Linked DNA regions of Mus musculus: regions 2 and 3 are each linked to region 1. The links are chromatin loops, found by intact Hi-C in ENCODE. Cell type or tissue: left cerebral cortex. All regions are shown on one strand.

The links. Hi-C counts contacts between places; a loop is a spot of excess contacts. Peaks named below come from ENCODE experiments on the same cell type or tissue, not always from the same donor. Only the 100,000 strongest peaks of a DNase experiment are listed, where the experiment ranks them.
Region 2: a loop joins it to region 1, with 4 times the contacts of the local background. A loop is called at or near these places in 22 of 42 quality-filtered maps.
Region 3: it touches region 1 in a loop (6-fold over the local background); 32 of 42 quality-filtered maps call a loop at or near these places.

The regions. Positions count from the first base shown.
Region 1 is chr14:67,988,588-67,996,587 of GRCm38, reverse strand. No RefSeq gene overlaps it. Among named protein-coding and RNA genes, the nearest start is that of Gm41189, 43 kb to the left of the region's middle. In left cerebral cortex, a CTCF peak has its summit at 3,277 (motif pointing left); DNase peaks (open chromatin) are centred at 2,833 and 3,219; H3K4me3 peaks cover 348 bases; H3K27ac peaks cover 1,207 bases.
Region 2 is chr14:68,047,722-68,055,721 of GRCm38, reverse strand. All of the region lies in intron 1 of Gm31107 (a long non-coding RNA gene), which reads left to right. Among named protein-coding and RNA genes, the nearest start is that of Gm52127, 13 kb to the right of the region's middle. In left cerebral cortex, CTCF peaks have their summits at 3,983 and 5,719 (motif pointing left); DNase peaks (open chromatin) are centred at 4,013 and 4,539; H3K4me3 peaks cover 955 bases; H3K27ac peaks cover 740 bases.
Region 3 is chr14:68,147,709-68,155,708 of GRCm38, reverse strand. No RefSeq gene overlaps it. Among named protein-coding and RNA genes, the nearest start is that of Nefm, 27 kb to the right of the region's middle. In left cerebral cortex, a CTCF peak has its summit at 4,257 (motif pointing right); a DNase peak (open chromatin) is centred at 4,295.

The sequences.
Region 1 (8,000 bases):
TGTAGCAGGTAGCCCTGCAGTCTTTCCTGCTCCCTGCCACACCTTTAAAGCTATCCATAAACCCTGGTCCTGGAAGCATTCCTCCCTTCCTCTCTTGGCAAGAATGTTTTATGCCAGGCCTTTTTCACCTGTTCCACTTTGCCTGTGCCCTTTCCTCTGCCTGCATTATTCAACACCTGCCTTTCCTGTGTGTTCTGTGTCTATGAAAGAATCTGTTTGATTGCCTTAAGGGCAGGCTGTAAATTAATAAATAAACCGGAGGGCCTAAAATCCAGGCTTCTATATGTATTTTTGCTTTCTGTGTTTCAGTCTGTGATCATGGCAGTCTGAATATATCAAATGGAAAATTCCAGAAGTAACCTACTCCTTAAGTTTTCAATTGCACAACATTCTGAATATCGCAGGGGAATCTCAAGACATACTGCCCTAACCTGCCCAGGACATAAATCATCATCCTGTTCCAGGGTATATGCACTGTATATTCTACCCTCCTGATGGGCTAGTACACACGAGTTATCCAACTGTCACAGTACCTCAGTGCTTATGATAAAATTAACTCTATCTTACCTAATAGTTTCCTCAACACACAAGAAAAAAAGTGAATATGCCAAGAGAAGACTCTTGAGTGAAAAGATGAAAGTTCATCCAGGTAGTGGTGGCACACCCCTTTAATCCCAGCACTCGGGAGGCAGAGGCAGGCAGATCTCTATGAGTTCAAGGACAGCCTGATCTACAGAGTGAGTTCCAGGACAAGCCAAAGCTACACAAAGAAGCCCTGTCTCAGAAAACAAAGCAAACAAACAAAAAAAGATGACAGTTCATTACGGCTGTGTACTGGGAAAGGAGCAGATTCAGGGCTCGGGACTATCTACGCCCCACCCCTTGCTGCAGAGCTAGTGACAGTTGGTAGGTGCTGAGGGAGGGGGATATCATTCTTCCCTGAGGGTGTGGCCACTGTGGGTTCCCAGGCACATATGCACAACACCAATCAGAATTAGTGGGTTATGACACACCAAGAGAAAAGAAGACGGGAAGATGGGAGAGGCAGTGTTGGGGGTGGGGGGATATAGAGAGTTGAAGGGGAGACGTAGAGGGGTGTGTATGATCATGTTTCCTTGTATATGAATATGAGATTCTCAATAAAAAAGTAAAACAGAGAGCCTTTTTGATGATTGTGTTCTATTGTCTTATATAAATATGCTACCAGTGATCTATCCCCCTACTGAGGAAGAAAACACTGGACCTCTGCATCCTTTAAATACCACATGGAGAAAAAAGAGTTCTGTTGGTCCCTGTGTTTCTTCTCTGTGACCAGGTCTGTCCAATGGTCTAGCTTAGGTACAGGTGAGATGAATGTGGGAATTATAAAAGGAACTTCCTGCCAAGCAACTTGGCAATGAATGGCGAGACCCTGCTCCCTTTTCTGGGCCCTGTGGTCACTAACTCAGGAAGAATAACTCTTTCTAGGGGTCCCCACACAAGTTAAAATGGGCTTGGCTACATAGGTGAGAATATAAGAAGAATTTTACCCTGGAAATAAGGCTGAGTTTTCAGCAGCCAGGATAGTGTAACAATGCTGTTAAGAAATATAATCTAAAAATCTCTCCCTCCCCCTCCTCAGACTACAGCCCTGGAGCTTGGACTGACTAGTGGAGCCCCAAAGGAAGCTGGCTCTTCAACCATTAGTAGCATCCTGGGTGTGGCCAGTAAAACAGATAAGTCAGCGCTGTGACTTTAACAGGGCTGAACTGGCTGGCCTGCTGCAGGCTTGACTGCAGCGAGCTCTGCAGTGCAGCACCTGGCTGAGCCAAGGCTGTCCCAGCACCTCCCCTGAACCCAGGGCTCTCAAGCCGCCCCCAGCCTGCAAGCAGCAGGACCTTGGTGAGCTTTGATTAGGCCAAGAGCTCCTGGTGGCCTTAGATTAATACCTGGGGGAGAAAAGACGCAAATTCTGCTTTCTTTAAACGAGGCACTGTTTCAATAATTCATCAGAGGCAAAGTGGTTAATGGGAAACAAGTAATTCCTAAAGCTTGGGTCAAAGAGCTTTCAGACACAGCGTAGCATATCTGCAGAATATTCAAGAAAGCCCTTGAGCCTGGGGGATATCTCTATTGGTGAAGTGCTGCTTATCCCGGGATCATATATCACAGGACCTGAATTTGAATGCCTAGAACCCACATTTAAAAGCTAGGAATGCTAGCAGACACCTGTAATCCTAGCACTAGAGACACACAGAAGACATGAGAGTCCTTGGGCTTGCTGGCTAGCCAATCAAGCCCAATCTGGGAGCTTCAGGGTCTCTTTGAGAAAGCCTGTCTTTAAAAAGCAAAGTAGGAGAGAACAAAGGAAGATGCGTAATGTCAACCTCTGTCCTATAAACACACACACACACACACACACACACACACACACGTCCTGAATCCATATGGCTTTGCTTTCTTATTTTCACACTAACTGGGAATGTTTTCTGCTATGATCGTGATGTCTTGCCAAGATTTACTTAACCTTGTGTGGCAAAATCTCTACAAGTAGAAGCAACGCGAATCATCTGAGAGATAGGAGACAAGCGCCTTCTGAGGCAGGTTTCTCTGCTCTGTCACTGCTGGCTGAAATGTTCATGCAAGCTGGGTGCCTAGAGAGTGTCCGTCCATCAGCTGTACCCCCACTTCCCTCTTCTCCCTCTACGCGTTCTTTATATAAGATCTCCTCGCGGTTACATAAAGATATATGGAACACAGAGCCAATTAAGTGTCTTTCCACGCCTCTTTCATCTTCCCACACCTTCCAGCTCTCCTAACAGAGATGAGAAACCCAATTAGGCCGATTAAAATAGCAGGGCTCTGTGATAGCCCCGTGTAGGCGCTGCTGCAGAGTACTGTATCTTACAACCTGCAAGAAAAGGCCCAAAATGGAAACAACGATATTAATATGCCCCCATTCCTGTTGGATCATCATTTAGCTTGTCAAACTAACTCATCACGGCAGAGCCGAATGTTCTAGCCCCTTCTGGGATGCTCGGGCTTGTGTCTCCCTCCCCCTTGTCCTGTTAAGAAGGAAGCGAAGCATCAGGCAGAAAATAAAAGGGTGAGAATCTCAGAGTTTGGCTTTATTTGAGCATTTGATCGTAGGCTAATTCTTACTATAGCCAATGACAGTGCCCACAGAATGAGAGCCGAAAAATTACCCATGTCCGTGGGTAATGCGTGGGATTAGAGCAAATGGCCTAAATAGCTTTCCAGTTCATATGTTTGGAGGGTTCTGCCACCTTGTGGTCAAATGGCGCCACTGCAAGATGCTGAGGTCTCTCTAAGTCTGCATATTCAGGAAGAAAGTCTTCATATTCAAAAATGTATGTAATACCTACCTCCGCAGAGGTACCTGCTCCGGTGGGGTAAGGTATATTTAGGGTGCTTTTCCAAGTTTGATGTGGAAACACTTTTGACTCTGTCATCAGGAAGTTTTTATTGGGGTTTTATTGAGAAGTACAACCCTTAAAGGTTGTACACGTTATATAGAGACAGAGATGACATCTGCAGTAGTTTGAATAGGGACGGCCACCATAGACTCATGTGTTTGAATGATTGTCCCATAGGAAGTGGAACTATTAGGAGATATAGGTATGGACTTGTTAGAGTAGGTGTGGCCTTGTTAGAGGAAGTGTGTCACTAGAAGGGCGAGCTTTGAGTTCTCCTATGCTCAAGCTATGCCTAGTGTGGCAATCTCCTATTGCTGTCTGTGGATCAAGATATAGGACTCTTGGTTCCTTCAATACCAATATCTACCATGACTAAAATGGACTAAACCTCTGAAACTGTAAGCCAGCCCCAGTTAAATGTTTTCCTTCATAAGAGCTGTGATCATGGTGTCTCTTCACTTAGACAACATCTTAGGTCCTCCTAAACTAGACTGACAGAAAAAAAATGTTGGTGGATTTAGGCAGGCTTTTCCCTTACATTACACCTTGAGATGAATGTTCAAAATAAAGAAGAAAAGACACCAGCTAAGTGACATCCTAGACACACAGGTTTTACAGCTTGCTGAAACAGCTGTCTATTGTGACTTCGAGGTAACTGAGACCATCACACACCTGATGATACATAATTTTCCAGGATCGACAATGGTTATTAAGATATATATGACAAACTCCACATGGATAGAAAGTCAGTTAACTGCTATGCACATAATAAGCACCTACAGTAAGGCTCCTCCAGGTAGCTAACTGTCACCTTAGAAGATGAGACTGGATTCTGTCTTGTGTCTCAGGAACCAATGATCTGGTCACGTGACTTCTGGTCCCCTCCACCCACGTGCCTTACTTTAGATTTCTGGTGTGGATGAAGTCTGAGAGGGACGGGAGGGACTGACACCTGAGTCTTCTGTGTTCTTGACTCTCTGAGGATCATTTCAGCTAAACATTCGCCCTCTGTAACCCCCCCCCACCCCGTTCTCTGATAAGAGACTGTGTTGCCTTTGCCTTACAATGCAAAGGCAGGTTCTCAAAGAGCTAAGGAGGTCTGGAGTTAACAGAGCGAGGGAGATGGTGAGTGCAGCTAGGGTGAGAGTGTGGATGGAATAGAAACAGCTATGTGGTGATTGACAGCCTCAGGTGATAATACTTATGCAACGTAAGAAGTTCCCTAGCATCTATATGCACCATGAGTTGGAGAGATGGCTAAGCCATTGAGAGCACTGGCTACTCTTCTTGAGGACCGGGGTTCCACTCCCAGCTTCCGCAGGACAGCTCACAACTACCTGGAACTCCAGTTACGGGAGATCTAGCATCCTCTTTGGGCTTCTGTGGGCACAAATGGTGAACAGGCATACATGGAAGCAAAACACCCTTACACACAAAAGATTAAAAATAAAAAAAATTGAAATTAATAAAACAATATGCAACTCATCCCCCCCCCCCCCAGGTGCACATAACAATACTTTCCCATGCCAGTGGTCAGCCAGGGTCACTCCATCTAGTAACCTTCCTCCATGAGCTTGTCTTTCCAGATTCTTGCTCTCCTCACCCCCAAAAACGATTTTACATACTGGCTCCAGACTAATGGATTCCCTCTCTTTCCTCTGGCCATCCAGAAATGAGTGGATGAGCCTGAGGCACTGGGACTGCAAACATATGCTATAGAACCTGTCAGTCTCAGAGGGCATAGAGCCTCCCCCACTTCTTCTGATACCCCAAAGAAGGAAATCCCACTCTGCCATGTGTACCTGAACCTCCTCAGACGTTCAAACACTGCTGCTGTCTGTCCATCTTTGTTGTTACGGACTCTTTCAATAAACCTCTTACCTAAAAAGACAATCCAGGGCTGGAGAGATGGTTAAGAGTACTGCCTGCTCTTCCAGAGGTCCTGAGTTCAAATCCCAGCAACCACATGGTGGCTCACAACCATCTGTAATGAGATCTGACGCCCTCTTCTGGTGTGGCTGAAGACCAGTGTACTTATGTATAATAAAATAAATAAACCTTTAAAAAAAAAAACAGATAACTCAACTCTTCACCCTTCACCCCACGACCTTCACCCTTCACCAACCACTTACACTTGGTTTTACCAGGAAAGGGTGGCAATTCCAGTATGTCAGTTAATGGCTTGCTAAGCTCCTGGTTTGAGGTGACTCTAAAGCTCATTTGGGGGATAATGAACTCATTAAATATGTGGGCGGGGACTTTGGTTTTACTAGTCCTTGGAGACTCTGACAACCCAGGATGGTCACAGCGAGTAGGAGTACAATGTTTTGAATACACTGAGACTTAACAAAAGGTAAGTGTGGTCGGTGGGCAGCTGAGCCACTCAGCTGTCCCCACTCAGATACCATATTCACAAACAGTATACTCTACCCTGGAAACAATGGACTCTCAACCCAGGAGCAAGATGGGAGACCTGAGCTAGAAAAGGTTAAACTTGGAGCATGCTCCCTCCCACTTCCTCCCAACCATATCCCCACCCCCCACCCCATCCCCACCCTGCCCTAAAGTACTCTGCCCTTTGGTTTGTTGTCTTCAGGCAGGTGGCAGGAAAGACTGGCTTCTGTGGCTATTTCAAGGTCATCTTACAATACAGTTCAAGTCAATGACAATTGAAATCGATTTGCCCCAGGACAGGATGACACCCTGTAGGACGTGAGTCAGGTTATCTGAAGGTTTCTACAGCTAAGGACTGGCACTCTCCTGCTGACAGAAGTGCTTGCCAATTCTGCAGTGGAGACAGCAGAGCATTGCCCCGCCCTCACTCCCAGGCTTGGGGAAAGGAAAGAGGCAGAGACTTTGAGCACAGGTAACCAAAGAGAATGGGAACAGACTCCAAGACAACATGGCGGGTGGGGCCGGCACATACCTCAGGGTAGCTGGACCTGTCACCTCGAAATCAGGCTAAGATGAAGGGATGCTTACGGTTATTGCCTAACCCCTAATATCTCTCTGTCTCCGTCTCTGTCTTTCTCCCTTTCTGGCAGTCTAGTGGCACCCATCACTCCACCTAAAGATGATGGTCTCAGTTCTATAAAATAGCAGTAAGCCAATCCATTGAAATCACTCTTAAGAATCATTGGTTTGGAACATAATCATGATCTCATTATTTTACAAATTATAAAACCATGTTTCAAATTACCTTTTAAAAAAAAAAATGTGCCTGAAACGCGCCTTTGCGAGAATCCCTCTGGAGCTCTTTCTCAAGGAGAGGGCTTAGCACAGCCTGGGGTCCATTAACCGTGTGCTTCTCTTTAATGAGTTTCATGCTGATAGAGAAAACCACATGTAACAAAATACCTCGGTTTCTCAAGGCTCATCATTCATCCTTTACCAGTGGGGAAGATGAAATCCCATCCACCACTGAACCATGCACGTGAACATTCAACATACTCCAGCCATTGAGGGGTGTGACTGGTTGCCTTGGTAACATGGTGAAATTTTTCACCTGGGGCTTTCTGAGATCGTGGGCTTCATCCTGAGCCCACCTGTAAGATGTCCTGAGTTTATTCTATGCTCAGTGTTGGGATATACCACTCCAATAGAGGGCAGTTCACTTGTGGATTCTCTGCTCCTGTCTCACTCTGACAGATGGTATACTGTGGGGTTCACCAAGAAGCACATAGATCTGATTGATACTTTTGAAGGCATCTAGCCGTTCAGCGGTTAGAGCAGGGTGCATGTGGAGGCAATGCTTTCTACCAAAAGGTTCATCCTCAAAAAAATTTCAGTTGTCATTTAGTAAGACACGGGCATTTAAACTATACAGACCTTTAAAAAGGTGATAGCATGCAGGGTGGCTCCTAGGTGCCAGGCTTCTCCCAGGCACTTTATTGTCAGGTTCTGATCTCCATCATCATCATCATCGTCGTCATCATCATCATCATCCTCTGATTAGATCCTGCCATCTCTAGTTTCTGGAAGTGAGGCTCAGAGGTCAGATGACTGGAATAGGCAGGAGAGCCACACTTAACTTCACCTAACTCCAAAGTTCACACATAGTACTCACAGTGTCAGATGGACAAGGACATAAACTTGAGCAAAGCAGGGGGTTGCAGGAATGTCAGGGTGTCATTGGTAATGATGGGGTTTCTTAGAGGAATTATAGTCCTGGAAATTAATGGTAGTCAAAGCTAGTGATTTTTGGATTTCTATGTTGCAAATTTAAAGAACTAAGTTTACAGACAACAGAGGATAAGTTTTACAGAGACGCTTACTATACACAGATTTGTGGATGGGAGTTTGGGATGAAGAGAGAGAGCCATGATATATGAGCTAGACATGGAGGTCAGCCATGTGTCTAACAAGCAGCTGCATGGTAAGAAGGAGGTGAGGGGAGAGGCTTCAGAGGAAGAATAATAATACCTAGAGTACCAAAAACGGATATACTTAGAATCTGGCCAGAATCTCAAAGAAAGAGACCCACAAAGAAGAAAAAGGAAAATCTAGGAACTTAGAAAGGCAAGCTGACCCAACAGTGTTTCATGGTAGTTCATAGGGAGTGCATTGAAGGCAGAGATTCTAGGA
Region 2 (8,000 bases), 59 kb before region 1:
TAATTTCTTAACCATTGTTCTTTTCTTGTAGGCCTTACTCATTGTGCTTGTGTGTGATGTAAGTCTGTATATGCATAACATAAGTGTGCTGTGATCGTACGCGCACTATAACACATGTGGAGGTCAGAGGACAACTTCGTAATTCTTCTCTTTGCGCTTTTGAATAGGTTCAGAATAAAACTAATTATTTTTAACTTTCTGTGTATTTGTATATCTTGGGGGCGGGGGTGTGCATGTAAGTGCAAGTGCCCACGGAGGCCAGAAGAGGGAGTTGGAGTCCCTGGAACTGGAGTTGCAGGTAGCTGCGAGCTGCCATATGTGGGGGCTGGGAACGGCATTCAATGACACACCATGTGCATCTCTTAATACTCTTTCTGGAAACTTCCATGCTTAGTTGCTGTGAGATCCCTATTCTACTTTTGAAACACACACTCACATCAAATGCCCTTTGAATTTAACCGTATTTCCAGTCCAAACCAAATCGAAGCAGCCTTAGTTAGTGGCTGCGTTATGCATTGAGTTTGCATCCTGGGCTTTCTACCCTACCCATAACCTGTGCGTTTTAAAGGAAAGAATTATCGTACAATTTAAGACCTCTATGGGTCACGAATGTATTATTCTAGCCAGCAGGGTGACATTACAAGACCCTCGAGGACTGGGCAAGTAATGGCTGTAGGATCCGCACCAATGAATCACTAACAGTGATGCCTTTATGCTTATTGTTTTAAAAGAAGGAAACTGCAGTAATCCCGGCCCCCTGTTTTTCTTACACCGCGAACCAGCTTCCCCTAGTTCCTTCTAATTCCATAAACTGCGGACCTGAGAGCTCTTCATTATTTTGCTCCTAAAACTCAGACTCACTGAAACAGTGGAAGTACACATCAGGGAATAGGCAAATTGCTGAGGAAAAAAAAAAAAGTCAGCCTCACAATTCAGAACCCTATCCCCGCCCCCGCACCCCCCCCCCCCCCCCGGCCCCCCCCCCCCGTGCTTTCTTCCTGACAGCTCCCTGCCGCTAGCAGCCCTGCCCAGACCCTACATCCAAATCTCTAAGACCCAACTGCATTTATTTTGGCAGTGTCTCTCCCCTTAGCTCACAGCCTGAAGCTGACAGTGGCTTGTCTGTCGCTGGCTTGCTTAGGAAAGAGCTCTTAGATGGATTAAAATGTCAGGCGTTCAGACAGCTTAAATTGAAAGCTAAAGGTGTTTTCCTGACTGTGCAACTCCCTGCTGCATAATCCCTCACACTGCCCTATGCAAGGAAGTATCTGTGAGAAGGAAGACAAAGTAGACGGAGGCTCATAAGCAATACATCTCCAGGTGCACCGAGTGAGCGACGGAGCTGTGTGCTGACCCACAGTGAGAAATGGTCCATTTCTCTTCCACACTAGGGTGTAATGATCCATTCCAGATAGTTATGGAAACCCACACTGGCTGCATTCAGGAGGAGAAACAGGTGCAGTGGTGAGTTCGAGGCCAGCCCAAGCTGTGAGAAATCCCCAGGACCAACAGGACTACACAGAGAAACCTGTCTCAAAAACAAAACAAAACAAACAAACAAACAAAAACAAAAGGAAAGAAAAGAAAAGGAAAAAGAAAGAGAAAACTATGCACACTGATTAAGCCAATTAAAAATTTTAAGTTCTTTTCCTTGATCTCCAAGAGTAGACTTGAGACGCCAAGAAGTCTCTTGGTGTCCTAGCTCAGATATACACTTTTTTAAAGGTAAAAACCATAAAGATACATCAAACTCAGGTGAGAGTTGGAGTAACTTTGAAATATTCCTTCCAGGCAGAGCAGAGCAGTTATTTTGGACATAACTTGCCAATTATTGGTTAATACATGTGGACCACGGTCAAGGTCATGAAATCACCAAGGTAGAGGTGCGCATTGGGTAAAGGGCTGAGAACTGTCTGAGCAGATACAAAATGGAGTCAGAACAGGACAATGTTACTTTAGTCTTTTCACAGGCGGATGCTGTCTCCACACACTGTCTGCTTCCTTTCTTACCTCATTATACCAGTATGTTAACTGGGTCCCATGGCAACACCTTTTTCTTTCTTTCTTTTTTTTTTTTTTCCTATTCTCTTCTTCTTAAAATGCTGCAACTCCCCTTGTCCTTCCAGGCGGTTTTTTTTGTTTGTTTTGTTTTGTTTTGATTTGATTTAATTTTTTTGTTGTTGTTGTTGTTTGTCTTTTTGATACAGGGTTTCTCTGTATAGCCCTGGCTGTCCTGGAACTCACTTTGTAGACCAGGTTGGTCTGGAACTCAGAAATCCGCCTGCCTCTGCCTACCAAGTGCTGGGATTGAAGGCGTGCGCCACCACCGCCCGGCCTTCATGTAGAGATCTTAAATCATGTGGAGATCTTTAATCATCAGTTTATCAATTATCCCAAGCAGAGAAGAGAGGCAGAGGGCAGACAAAAGGGAATCCCCAGCAATATTTTAAGACAGGAAGGTCTGGCAGCTGAGGAGATGCTCAGTAAATTGTTTGCTGTGAGAACATGAGTTTGGATCCCCAGCACCCATATGGAAAGCAGAATGCAGTAGAGCATCTGTAGTCACGATGATGGGGAAATGAGGATAAGAGGAGTTCTGGGATTCGCTAGCCAGCAGTCTAGATAAGTTGGTAAGCCCCGGGTTCAGGAAGAGTCCCTGTTTCAAAAATTAATTAATTAATTAATTAATTAATTAATTAATTAAAAAGGTAGAGAGTGACCAAGAAAGATACTCAACATTAATCTCTAGCCTCAGTGGGTACACACACACACACATACACACACACACACACACACACACACACACACACACACACACACACACACACACACATGAGAAAAGTCCTATGCAGCAGCAAAGACTACACAGAGTATCCAGAGATTTGGATTCTCAAGTTGCAAACACCCTAACTTCTCTGTGCCTCAGTTTCCCCTTGAAGAAAGGAGACTGTTCCCTAAGGGTGGGGTCTCGGGGCTATGGCAGACTAATAGAGAAGTTTGAAGAGCAAGGAAGCTTCCTCTGCTCCTATCTCGCAGCACTGGCTTCTCTCCCTGCCTGGGACACCGAGACCTGTTCTGCTACCTCCACCCCCCTGAGCTACACAGCACTGTAGGATCAGATTTGTATGTAACTCTTGGATCTCCTGTTCCAAGCTGCAGCCGAGAAAGCAAGCCCCCAGCACCACTCCAATCAAAGCTGTCCCAGAAACAGTACTCAGAGATCTTCGACCCCTCTGGCCATTAACGGGTTACAGCCCACGCTCTTCTCCGCCAGAGACATTATCTCATCGGCAGGTCTAGCCAGAGGAAGATGATGTCTCATTAAGAGTCTCTTGAACACTGAAATTCTGCTTTGTCATTGACACCCATTTAGTTTTATAGTTCTGCTCTGTCATTAGGCAACCTTGCCTGTGGGGACACAGGCAAAGAAGAAGCTGTGTTTAACCCAATTCAAGGCCGAAGGCAAGCAAGCATGATGTAACCACGGATTCCCAAGTAGTGAGAGAAAGAAAAAGAGCCAAACTTCTATTCTAAAAGAGAACCCAGGGGTATGAGCTATAGAAGAGAAGCCCGGTGGGTTTCAGGATGGATAAATGAGTGACCCTTTCTCCGCCGGGCCTCGTCTGAAAGTACTGCAAACAAAACTTAGAGGGGTATCCTGCTCTAAGACATATAAACAAGTCTAAAGAATGTGGATATGGATATCATAGAAATTAATAGAATTTTTCTATATATATTTTGGAGGACCCTGGAGAATGGTGGAGAACACAAAAGTATTTGTTTTTACGCCTATGACACTTGTCTGTCTGTCTCTCTTTTTAAGTTCAAGGGTTGGTTGACAGACGACTAAATGGGAGATATGTCTCCAAGACCTTTCTTTTTGAAGAACTTTTTGGGTGCCCTCCTCCCTGAACCCCTGAGAATGTGAAAGGAATTCATCTTTCACTGATGTCCCTCATTTGCCGCTCCGACAGCGCCCCTGCTGGCGGCCTGGAGCAGCGCGGGACTGCGAGAGCCTCCTAGGGCGTGGCCTGCAGTTATTGTTCCCGGAGTAGAGGGTCTTCCTTGTTGAGCAGTACGATGGACAGAGTGTTCAGGGCATCTTAGTTTAGCTTTTTCTGGCATTCAAGTTTTCTTCTTCTCCTGCAGGAGGGCGAGGCGGGGGAGTTGGCGCTGCAGTATTCTTAAGTTCAAAATTGTAACTTTTCTAGAAGTTTGTTTTAATGCGGAAAACAGACTGGTGGAGAGACCCGGAGCCAGAAGCATTGCAGAAACATAAGGGGCGTTCTTTGGACTAGGGGGGCAATGGTACTTATCCTCTTCCCCTAGTGACCAGGAGAAACCGGCTGGAGAAGGGTCGGGCGTTCCTGCTAGGATGCCTAGCAACCCACGTAGACTAGATTTCTGGGCACGGCGAAGGTGACTCGAGAAGCTGCACGAGGGCCGTGGCGTGACCTGTCCCGGGGAGCAAGGGACGATCAAAAGATAGATCAAGGTTAGAGGTCTTCACACTAACAGGAGCTGGGGCTCCTAACGGAGTCTGCGCCCCTCCCGCTCGCTCTGCCACAGGATCTCGCTGACTCATTCCTTCCCCAGCTGCAGCCTCCCGCATCCTGTGAGTGATTAGCAGAGTCTCCTAGGCTTTCCACACCCTAGAGTTCGAGCCTGGGGAGAGGGGGGGAGAGAGGGGCCTGGGGGCTGCAAGGGGACCCCAGTGTAGAATGGTTCACGTTTCTGGAATATGAACATATAATTTTCTTTAAGATTAGCTGGACTAAGGGGAGCTTAGCCTCTCTCTCGGAGGGGCCATGGTGCTGCTGAGAGGAAAGGGACCTGTGGGTGTCTCACTCGATTTCCTGCTTAGGGTATTGTAGCGCTGCAGGAAGCGTCTACCTTGTCCGTTTTGTTGTTTTGCTTTGTTTGTTAGTAACTTCCGTAATTTCTCTATGGAGTCTGTCTCGGTCGACCCAAGTACAATGCGCTTGGCTTTCGGGTTTCTACTGCAGAAACCTGCAGTGCCCTGTACTGAAAAATGCTGCAGTCCCCAGCGTGGGGTTTTACTGATCTGTATGTACTCAGCTCAACACACACACACACACACACACACACACACACACACACACACACACACACACACACACCACTATCGCTTAACCTGATCCTTCTTGAACCTCTTTCCTATTAATGGTTTGGCTTTTAAGCACTTCTGTGAAGTTTCTCCTTAGATGAATCAGTTGGTAATGACCCATGCCTGGGTGGGTGATGAAGTGGTCCACAAAGATCTTGAGTGCCACTTTGTAGACACAAAGGACACCCCTCAGCCAGGCCTAAGGACCACAAAACTTCCCGTTCTGAGACCGATATGGGTGAAGAAAGACTCTTTAGGATTCACAGGGCAGGTGTGTCATCCTTCCAGTTAAGATAGATCCTTTTAAAGCAAAGAGCGGCCATGTAAGGAAGAACTGGGAGCGTCTCTGGAAAGCAGGCGGATGCTTGGGAGACCAAAGAGAAAACCAGCCTGGGGGGTTTCCAGTCCTGTGCTATCCCCTCCCCCTCCCTCAAGCCTCCTCCCACCACACACACACACACACCTCGGAGCTAGTTAGTCAGGTCTCCGCAGCTACTGAGATTTCTACCAGCTTTTGCTGGCCATTGAACAAGGCTGGGGAGTTTAATGACTTGTCCGTGGGACCCACTCGAGCAATAGCCACCCCCTAGTGGTTTAAGCCCCACTACACCCCACACTGCGAGTTTGTTTTTCTGCTTTTCCTATGAAACTTTTGACAACCGACTTCAGCTTCCTCCCCTTAACCCTCACCTCAGGATCCACCTAACAGGTCGGTTCATTTACCTAGAAATAGTAGAGAAGGCGGCTACTCTAGCAGTGGCTGAGGCACCTGCCTTAGCTTTGTTCTTGGGAGATTAGGCGACCTTGTTCCATAATACATGAAGGGTTTATGTGAGAGTAGTATGGCCTGCCCCTGCCAGCCACTGTCAAGTAAAATTAAATCAAGGGCCCCCTAGTGTCTTCGAGGTGTCTGCTTATTGCTGCAATCACACAGCGCAGTGCTGAACATCTGATGGCCTCCCCTAGCATCCCAGATGGTTTAACCCTCACAGCCCCAGCAAAGTAAACATGACTGTGCTCATCTTTACAGAAAAGGTTAAAGTCAGGGTTTGAATTAAGTGCTTGAAAGCCCTTTCTGCTGTCTGAGTAAAGATATGTGGTCCCGGAGGCTAAAGAAGCCAGAATGACCTGGAATTGTTTAGAACCCCGCCTTATGGAATCAGCTGGCTTAGGGTAGGTGTGGTTAGTTAGGTACTGGGATAGCATAAACAAAGCACAAACTGAAATCCAGCCATCCGGAGCAAAACTTGACTCTGCAGCTGACCGTTGGCTGAGGATTAATATTCCCAAATTTTATTGTTATAATATTTTTTTAAATGAGGTATATCAAAAATACATTCTTCACAATGGTTCAGTGTTTACATAGAGAGATGGATCTGGAGAGATAGCTCAGTGGATAAGAAAACTAATTTGTATCTCATATAGAAAGCTAGGTGAGGCCCTGTGAGCCTCTAACCCCAGCACTGTGGATAGCCTAGAAGGAGGATCTGTGAGGCTGGCTGCTGGTCAGCCTAGCTCCAGCTTCAGGGAAAGATCTTATTTAAATAAAGAAGGTAGAGGGTGGTAGAGAAGAACACTAGAGGCCATTCTTCAGCCTCTGAGTAATAGTGTGTTCAGAGAGAGAGAAAGAGAGAGAGAGAGAGACATACACAGACACACACACAGAGGCACACACACACACACACACAGAGGCACACACATACACATACGCACATGCCCACACACATGTTCACAGGCACACAAAGACAGTTAGGGAACATGTTTAATGGATGTTGATTCCTAAGACTGAAGAAAGTCCACTGGAAGTTTGCTTTCTTAAGCCAACACTCACATTTGCTCCTTGGCGTCTGCACCCCTGTGAAGACAGGCTGATTGCAGGCTAAACCTCACACGGCATACTACTTCCTCATCCTCGACATTTTTATCTAATTAGCTTGAACCAAGGGCAGACTTAGAGACATCATAAAATGTGCATGTAGTCGCAAAAATTGTGCGCAAGGGAGGAGCCAACCTCTTTGGTGACGTCATCTTCCTGTCTCCCTGGCTTATGGTGAGAACTGACTGGCTTTATCAATTGATGAGTTTGCACATCTGTCTGCAAGCAAACACCCTTCCTTAGCAGGAAATGTGAACTTGTATCAATACCAATATGGTTCCTGTTGCTGTGAAATGCTCAGAACTGCGAAGTGTGTGTGGGCTTTGCCATCCTAGGGAAGTCATCCTAGGGAAGAAAGACAGAGAGGGGTGGAGCTGAGTCTGAAAGGGCTGTCAATCACTGCCTGCCCTGCTTCTTACTGGCTCCTTTTGTTAATGGGCTGTGACCTGCACTTGTTCCTGGGAGAGAAAATACAAAGTTACCAGCGCATTCCTATGGGAACCTGGCCTCTTTGGAGAGGAGGCGGTGCAAGGAGCTGGGGAGATGAGACATCGAGCCATGGGGATCTGAAAAGCATCATCTGCCAAGAGGAAGATGAGCCTTTAAAAAAAAATAAGAAGGACTCACACTTCTAGTTGTGATGGAATAAAACACACACTAGACCTCCAGCCTTGAAAACTACCAAATCAGATGAACTTATGTACATAAACTGTTTTGCAGGCAGTTGACTAGAGACAACCGTTCAAGAAAAAAACTTTCTGAGGTGAACTCCAAATCACCTAAGGCCCTTCTAATTTCCTAGCCACAGCACATGAAGCTAGAGTCCAGGCAGGGCCTCAAAACTGAGTTCAATACACACAAAATAGTGTTTAACCAAGATGAAATGACTGTATCGTCCGATGTGGGACTTTAGCAAGACGAGGAGCTACCCAGGGTCCATAAGGACACCTCACTAGCCCATGACAGAAGCCTGGGCTGGAGAGAGAAGGGGAGAAC
Region 3 (8,000 bases), 160 kb before region 1:
CCGCAGGACAACTGAGGGTACAGGTGAAGAGCTGAATAGAGTGACAGCCCAGTGTGGCTGAGGCCAGCATTGCAAGCCCAGCTCATATAAGAAACCCTACCAAGACTTTTGAGAACCTTCAAATATCAAAATGCACAGCTAGTAAGGGTGCTGTTGAGCACTGACTGTGTACAGCTCCTCTCCTCTCTCGCTTAATCCTCTCAGTTCTAGGCAGAAAGGAATGATTACTCTTAAGCCAACAATATCTAAAATACAGCCCATAAAGGACTTCTGACCCATGTATTGAGAAGTACTGCTCTCAGAGGTAACACATGGTCTATTTTACTTGAAAGAATAGAAACAAATAGTGCTAGGCCAAGAGAGAGGCTCCATGTGCTGCTGGCAGTAGAACTGGAGGGCTGGGTCTACCCAAGCCGACTGGAACCCAGATGATGTCAGAAGGAGCCCCGGATGCTGGCCATGGATTTGGTGCTTCCTGGCTTTGATCAGATCTTTCCTTGGTTTGCTCTCATTCCCCCTTTTATGAATGGAAACGTTTACTCTGTGCCACTCTACATTGAAAGAGCATAACTTATTTTTTTAGGGCTCAAAGTTAAGAGATTGCCTTGAATCTTTAGAAGAGACCTATAAGGGCTTTGTTAAAACAAGATAAATTTATTCTTGGACAATTTATATTGTATTCTGAATACTGTCATTTCCCTCATCCTCTTTAGATCCCTCTCACCTTTGGTGTGATGAGCCTCCCACTTCCCTAAAAGTCTCTCTCTTACATTCCTGCCTATAAATCTGTTCTATGACCCACTGAGTTTAACCAAGTCTATCTGTGTGTCTAGGTTTGGAGCTATCCATTGTAGTGAGATAAGCTCAGCGGTTGTTGGACAACTTGAGACAATGACTCCCCTTCTTCTGGAACCTTTCGGTAGCCAGTGGTTCAGAGTAAGAGGTAGAGCCCCATGAGCCATCCTTATCTGATTAATGGCAGAGCTAATTTCTGTGGGCCCTGTGAGAGTAACTAAAACTGCTATAAGATCGTGTGCCTAGAGAATAGCATTTCACAACCCTGTCTTCTTGCTCCTATCTCATCTTCTACAATGTTTTCTGAGCCTTGGGGGTGGGGTATAAATGTCTTGTCTAGGACTGGGCCCTCAATCATCACTTGAGGATCCATGAGTCCCTGCATTCACAACTATACATGGTAAAGAGGGTTCTCTGATTAAGCCTGAAAATAGCTTTTGTTATGAGTACAAACACAAACATCTATAGGCATTTTGATGCCGGGCCATTGTAGTTAAATGAGGGAGTATATTCCCCTCTTGAACCTGTGACATCTCCTAGCACAGGTTGCTAACCTAGCTTGTGGTACTAGGAATGGATTCTCTGCTGTGAAACAGTCCTCAAACACAAGCAGAGGGTAGGTGGTTGTGCCAATACTGTCATGCCACTATTACACGGGTGGCACGTTTGCCTGACAGGTTGGTTTTGCCATTTGTCAGGTTCACCACTGGATGAGACCATGGATGCCTTTTCTCCACCAGCTACTTACATTGACACTTCCAGTGCTCTGAAAGTTAGCCAGCAAGGAGAAGGTTCCCGACTTACTCCCAGCTGGCTTTCTCCATATCTTGCAGCTGAGATGTGTGGTCTCAGTTCCAGTAGGTGACCAAGATGACTTTAGGGGGGCTCTGGAGCCACCATGATCAACAACTGAAATGAACGAATCGTGTGCCTGACACTGGGAATTTTCCTCACTAACCCATTGCTTCTAGAAGCAGCATTATCTAACCACTGAAGGTCTGTAGCATTCTGTCAAATTTTCCTCCCGCCTCAACTCTTCTTCTTTTTTTTTTTTTTTTTCTCGAGACAGGGTTTCTCTGCAGCCCTGGCTGTCCTGGAACTCACTCTGTAGACCAGGCTGTCCTCGAACTCAGAAATCCGCCTGCCTCTGCCTCCCAAGTGCTGGGATTAAAGGCGTGCACCACCATGCCCAGCCTTCAACTCTTCTTATACTTTCTAGACTTTTCCAAAATTTTTAGAAATAACTATGTTTTAATAGCAAGTTTTTAAAAAGAATAAATTAATTGTGGCTGGAATAGGCAATTGGGGGGAAAGCAGTTTATAGAAAAAGGAAACTAAGTGGCGATTTTCTGAGCCTGGTATAATCAGCAAACAATGTGATTTATCTTCTATCCTGTGTACCACTGGGAATTCTAAAGGCCTTAAAATAGAAATGAAGTTTTTATATCATGGGGTTTAATTAGAGATATTTTTCTGACTGCAGACATAGTGTGTCTTCATTGTAGGGGGGATAATGGATGCACAGGAAATCACAGATCCTCTGTTAACGTTCCTCGGAGCTTCCTCTCAATGCTGTTTATGTGTTTCACCTATACTGCACAGATTGGATAACATTTTCAACCGCTTCCGTTTTTAATTTACCATAATGTATAAATATAAAATTATTTTTCATAAAAAAATTTATTCCTCAAGAAATAGTTTAACTGAGCAGTAACTGCCTTTACCATAGAAAACATGATCTACTTCATTGTTCTCTATGTGACCATGTTTGACATTTTTACTTTAAGATTTCTTTATTTGCATACATCGGTGTTTAGTCTGCATATATACCTGCACACAAGAAGAGGGTATCAGATCCCATGGTGTACCATTATAGATGGTTGTGAGCCTTCATGTGGGTGCTGGAAATTGAACTCAGGACTTTTGGAAGAGCAGCCAGTGCTCATCAACACTGAGCCATCTCTCCAGCCATCTCTCTTAACACTGTAATTTTAAGAAATTGCGAATATGAAAAAATGAGTATCTTTGTATGTGTATATGTAAAGGATTTTGATATTTGTGTTCATTCATGTCCAGGTACACGTGCATGTGCAGGTATTTGCAGGTGCATGTGTGTGTGCAGTTGTATAGTATATGTAAAGGCCAGTGTGTGTATGTGCAGGTATACAAGCACATGTATGAGCAGGTATACATATGTGCACATGGGTACCAAGACTGGACCTCAAGCTCCAATGCCACTCCTCAGAGCTGGATTTTTACACTGTCCCTGGGAATTGAACTCCCATCCTTATGTAGCAAGCACTTTGCCAACTGATCTCTCTCCCCAGTCCCTTAAATATCTTAGTCTATAAATTTCTATCACAGCATACATTAGGCACTGGGTTAAGCGTTTAAGACCAAATAGTAAATGAAATACTATCCCTGCCCTCTAATAAAAGTAAAAGAGCCAAAATAGAAGTATTTCTAATGCAAAATGGTCTAGAAAGCTCCTGCCTACACATCTGTCTATCCATTAGTATCAGTGTCTGCTCTTAACAAATTTATTGCTTAAGAGAGGACCAGGGTACACAGCCAGGGAAGGGTGACTGCAGAGAGAGAGAGAGAGAGAGAGAGAGAGAGAGAGAGAGAGAGAGAGAGAGAGAGAGAGAGAGAGAGAGAGATGCAAAGGTAGAAAAAGACAAAAAGAAGACCAGACCACATGGAAGCTCCTTGCCCAGCAGCTTCTGTATGTGTGATGAGACATCCCAGTTATACCTGACACCTGCCAGGTAAGAATCCACGCTGTGATCCCAGCCCACGCCAGCTGTCTTAGTCAGGCTTATTATCACTGTGATGAACCAGTATGGCCGAAAGCACCTTGTGGGGGAAAGGTTTTTTGGCTTCCATATCATTTTCATACCAATGTTCATTGAAGGAAGTCAGGGCATGAACTCAAGCAGGGTAGGAATCTAGAGGCAGAAGCTGATGCAGAGGGCATGGAGAGGTGCTGCTTACTGGCTTGCTCCTCATAGCTTGCTCAGCCTGCTTTCTAGTAGGACCTAGGACCACTAGTGCATAGTGGGCTGGACCCTCCCCCATCAATCATTAATTAAGAAAATGCCCTACAAGCTCTACACAGCCCGATCTTATGAAGCATTTTCTCAACTGAGGCTCTCTCTAATTACTACATCTTGAGTGAAGCTGACACAAAACTAGCCAGCACACAAGCATATGCTCAGCATTAACAATGACTGCTTTAAGAGCTGACGTCTGCATAAAGCAGAAAGTGTGTGTGTGTGTGTGTGTGTGTGTGTGTGTGTGTGTGTGTGTGTGTACTTAAGGGGAGCAAAATAGATTAATGCAGGGGTATTTTTTATTATATGCAAGGCCCTCTTGTGTGAACATCTATAACACCATAAATTTTTAAAAGCTAATGGAGTGACTTATAATTTCATTGGCTTTATTATGTAGCAATGTCATGTGCCCAGTAGGGGGAGCTCTCTACATACTTAAGTCTTAATTTCCTTGGTCCTGAGCAAAACAAACTGGCTTTACTAACTATGAAATAAGGCTCTCTTAACTAGATGGTACAGTTTAGTCTCCTAGCCTCACATTCCTGGCTGCTGGATCCCCTGGGCTGATGCTGTTGGGTTAACTTCATCAGTAGCTCCTTTGACTGCAGCCAGACATTCTCAATGCGACCTGAGCTCTGCAACCAGCTGCAAGCCCGGCAGGGCTCTCTAAAGCCTTCTCTCTGCAGGAAAGCAAGCTCCCAGGAACTGCGAGTTAACAAGCGTTTGTTTAGTTTGTCCTTTCTCTTCAGTGTCTAGATCCTGTGCTTGGTGCATACAGCGCCTGCAATAAATACTGTGTGGACAGTCTATGCAGACAAGTCCCCGGGATGCTTTGTGAACAGAGTAACAAAATAAACAGTAATCTAGCTTCACATTTTAAAGTGTAAGTGCAAGTGTGTGTGTGTGTGTGTGTGTGTGTGTGTGTGTGTGTGTGTGTGTGTGTGAGAGAGAGAGAGAGAGAGAGAGAGAGAGAGAGAGAGTGCATGCATGCATGCATGCTTGTGTGTTTGACCGCATCATGCCTGTGTGTGTGAGAAGTGTGTGCATGTGTGCAAGCTTGCATAAGTGTGAGTACATGCGTGCATGCTTGTGTCCATATGTGTGAGTACATGCATGCATACATGCTTGTGTGTGTGTTTGAGTGCATCGTGTGTGTGTGACCGTGTGTGTGTGCTGTCGTGAACATGCCACAGTGTGATTATGGAGTCAGGGGAGAGCCTCGCCTTTACCTGTTTGGGACTGGGTTTCTTTGTTATTTCCTCCACCGAGTGCACCAGGCTTGCTGGCTTGTTTCCAGGGCTTCTCCTTCCTCGGCTTCCCATTTCCTTGTGTGAGCCCTGAGTTCTGAGGATTCGAACTCATATCCTCATGCTTGCGTGGTGAGCACTGTTGCCTCTCTTCAGTCTCTGTACTCGGTTCCTCCACAGAGTTGCTCTGGTTCACTCCACCCCAGGTAACATCAGTTTCCTTCTCTACCTTCACCTTCCCAGCCCTGGGGATGGATTTCCTGACCTTCTTCCAGCATCAACAAAGTCAGTGTGCTGGTTAGCCAGTGGGGTCTAACCTGTGCTCATAACCTGAGTACTGACTGCTACGCTGTAGAAAATGAAGCTAACAAATCATCTAGGGTTTCTCTCTCTCTCTCTCTCTCTCTCTCTCTCTCTCTCTCTCTCTCTCTCTCTCTCTCTCTCTCTCTCTCCCCAAAGTAAAATTCCCTACCCCACCTCCATGTCTTAGTTAGGTTTCCACAACTGTGATAAAACACCATGGCCAAAAGCAACTTGAGGAAGAAAAGGTTTGTTCTATCTTCAAATTCTCAGGCTACATTCGATTGCTCAAGGAAGTCAGGGCAGGAACTCAAGAAAAAAACCTGGAGGCAGAAACTGAAACAGAAGTATCTTACTTAGAGTTTTACTGCTGTGAAGAGATACCATGACCAAGACAAGTCTTATAAATGACAACATTTAATTGGGGCTGGCTTACAGTTTCAGAGATTCAGTCCAGTATCATCAAGGAGGGAGCATGGCAGCATCCAGGCAGGCATGGTGCAGGAGGAGCTGAGAGATCTATATCTTCATCTGAAGACTGCTAGCAGAATCCTCACTTCCAGGCAGCTAGGAGTAGGGTCTTAAAGCCCACTCCCACAGTGACACACCTACTCCAACAAGACCACACCTCCAAATAGTATCACTCCCTGGGCCAAGCATATACAAACTATCACAAGAGGTCATGAAGGAACACTACTTATGGAAGTACTCCTCACGGCTTGCTCAGTCTGGTTTCATATACATCTCAGGATCACCTTCCCAGGGTGCCTCTACCCACAGTGAGCTGAGCTCTCCCACATAAATTATTAAAGAAAGTCTCCCACAGTCTGGCCTATAGGTCAATCTTTCTTTTTTAATTTGTTCTTTGTGAATTCCAAATCATGTACCCCAATCCCATTCATCTTTCCCTCCCCACATACCCTTGAAATTTTCCCCACAGCAGAGAAAATATTTTTGCTGTAGAATCTGTAATATGCCACACACTGTACAGCCCACACTATACCCCTTTGTCTGCATCTCTCTGCCGCAAATGTTCATTACAATGTCCATTAGTCTGGTACAAGGCCTCTGACTTCCACCATTCCATCAATACTGAAACCTCACCTGGATTCCTCTTAGACATCCCATAGTTGCACTGTGTCACGGAGATCCTGCAGCTATGGATCTGAAGGACTGGCCCCATCATGTACTTCAGCAGTTCATTCATGGGGCAGATGTTGGGGTGGGCAAATTCAAAGCCCTAGATCTAGGCTTGAGAGGTATCTGAGCTGGTCAACCTACTGGCTCACCAGCAACCCCTGCAATCAGGGCCCGTTCTACCCCACTGCTTAGGCAAGGTGCATGGTCCACTCTCTGAGTATTGCAGCTGGTGAGGGACACTGCCAGTTCCCCCGTTCTCATGGCCCTGGAACGCTCTCCCACCTGCCATAGGTGTTGAGGGACAATTGAAGGGAGGAGGGCATCTCTTCCTCATCCACACAAGATGCCCATCAGACAAGAGGCAGGGCCTGCTCCCCTGCACTCACGACCTCAAGGTTACAACCACCACATCCAGGCCAGCTCTACTGCCCAGGCAAGATGCATAGCCTGCTCTCTCGGGTGCTTCATCAGGTGAGGGTCAGGGCCATCTCTTCTCTCATGACACCAGCTTTCCCACCTGCTGTAAGTGGTGAGGGGTGAGACGCTGGAATGTACCTTTCCCTCCTCCACACTGCTGCATGGCAGACAAGATACAAGTCCATCTCCCTCACAGTCACACCCTTAGGGCCACTTCAACATTCCTCCAACGTCACAGTCAGCTCTACTACTGCGCTGCCCAGGTGAGGTGTAGGGGCTCCTCTTCAGCTCTCCCACTCTCATGACCCCATGGGAGCTCCCTGTGAGCTCTCCTGCCCATACCTGTGAAAGGGCAAAGGGGAGGGGAGGGCATCTGTCCCTCACCAACTCCACGCACAGCCAATAAAAGGCAAGGCCAGCTCTCCTGAGTGCTGCAGCGGGTGAGGGGCAGAGCATGTAGACCCTGTAGGAGCCAGCTCTCTTGCTGCCAGTGTTGGGGACAAGGGAGAAGGGAGGAGAGCTCTCCCTCACCAATACTATATGCCAATCTTACAAAGGTTCGCTCTCAGTTAAGATTTCCTCTACCCAGATTTGTCTAAGCTTATGTGGGGTTGACCAAAACAAACCAGGACACTCCACCAGTTCATAACAAACAAACGAAATAACTCTGACACACCCGTGGAAAGAAAGCTTGGGTAAAATGTGTTTTCAACATCTTACAAGTAGGTGTGCTGGGGAGGTAGCTCAGTTGGTAAAGAGAGTGCTGTGTAAGCATGGGGGGCCTTGGTTTGTCTTCCCAGCACCCAGGTGAAACCCAGAGCTACTTGTGTGCATCTACAGCCCAAACACAGACAGATCCCCAGGGCTTACTGGACAGCCAATCTATAGTCAAAACAGCAAACTCAAAGCTCTGGGGAAATCCTCTTTCAGAGAATAAGGTAGAACAAAATAGAGGAAGACACTTCATGTCAGACTCTGGCCTCCCTTCTCACATACATAAGGCAGCATTAGCATGCACGTGTGCAAGTGCGCACACACACATTAGAAT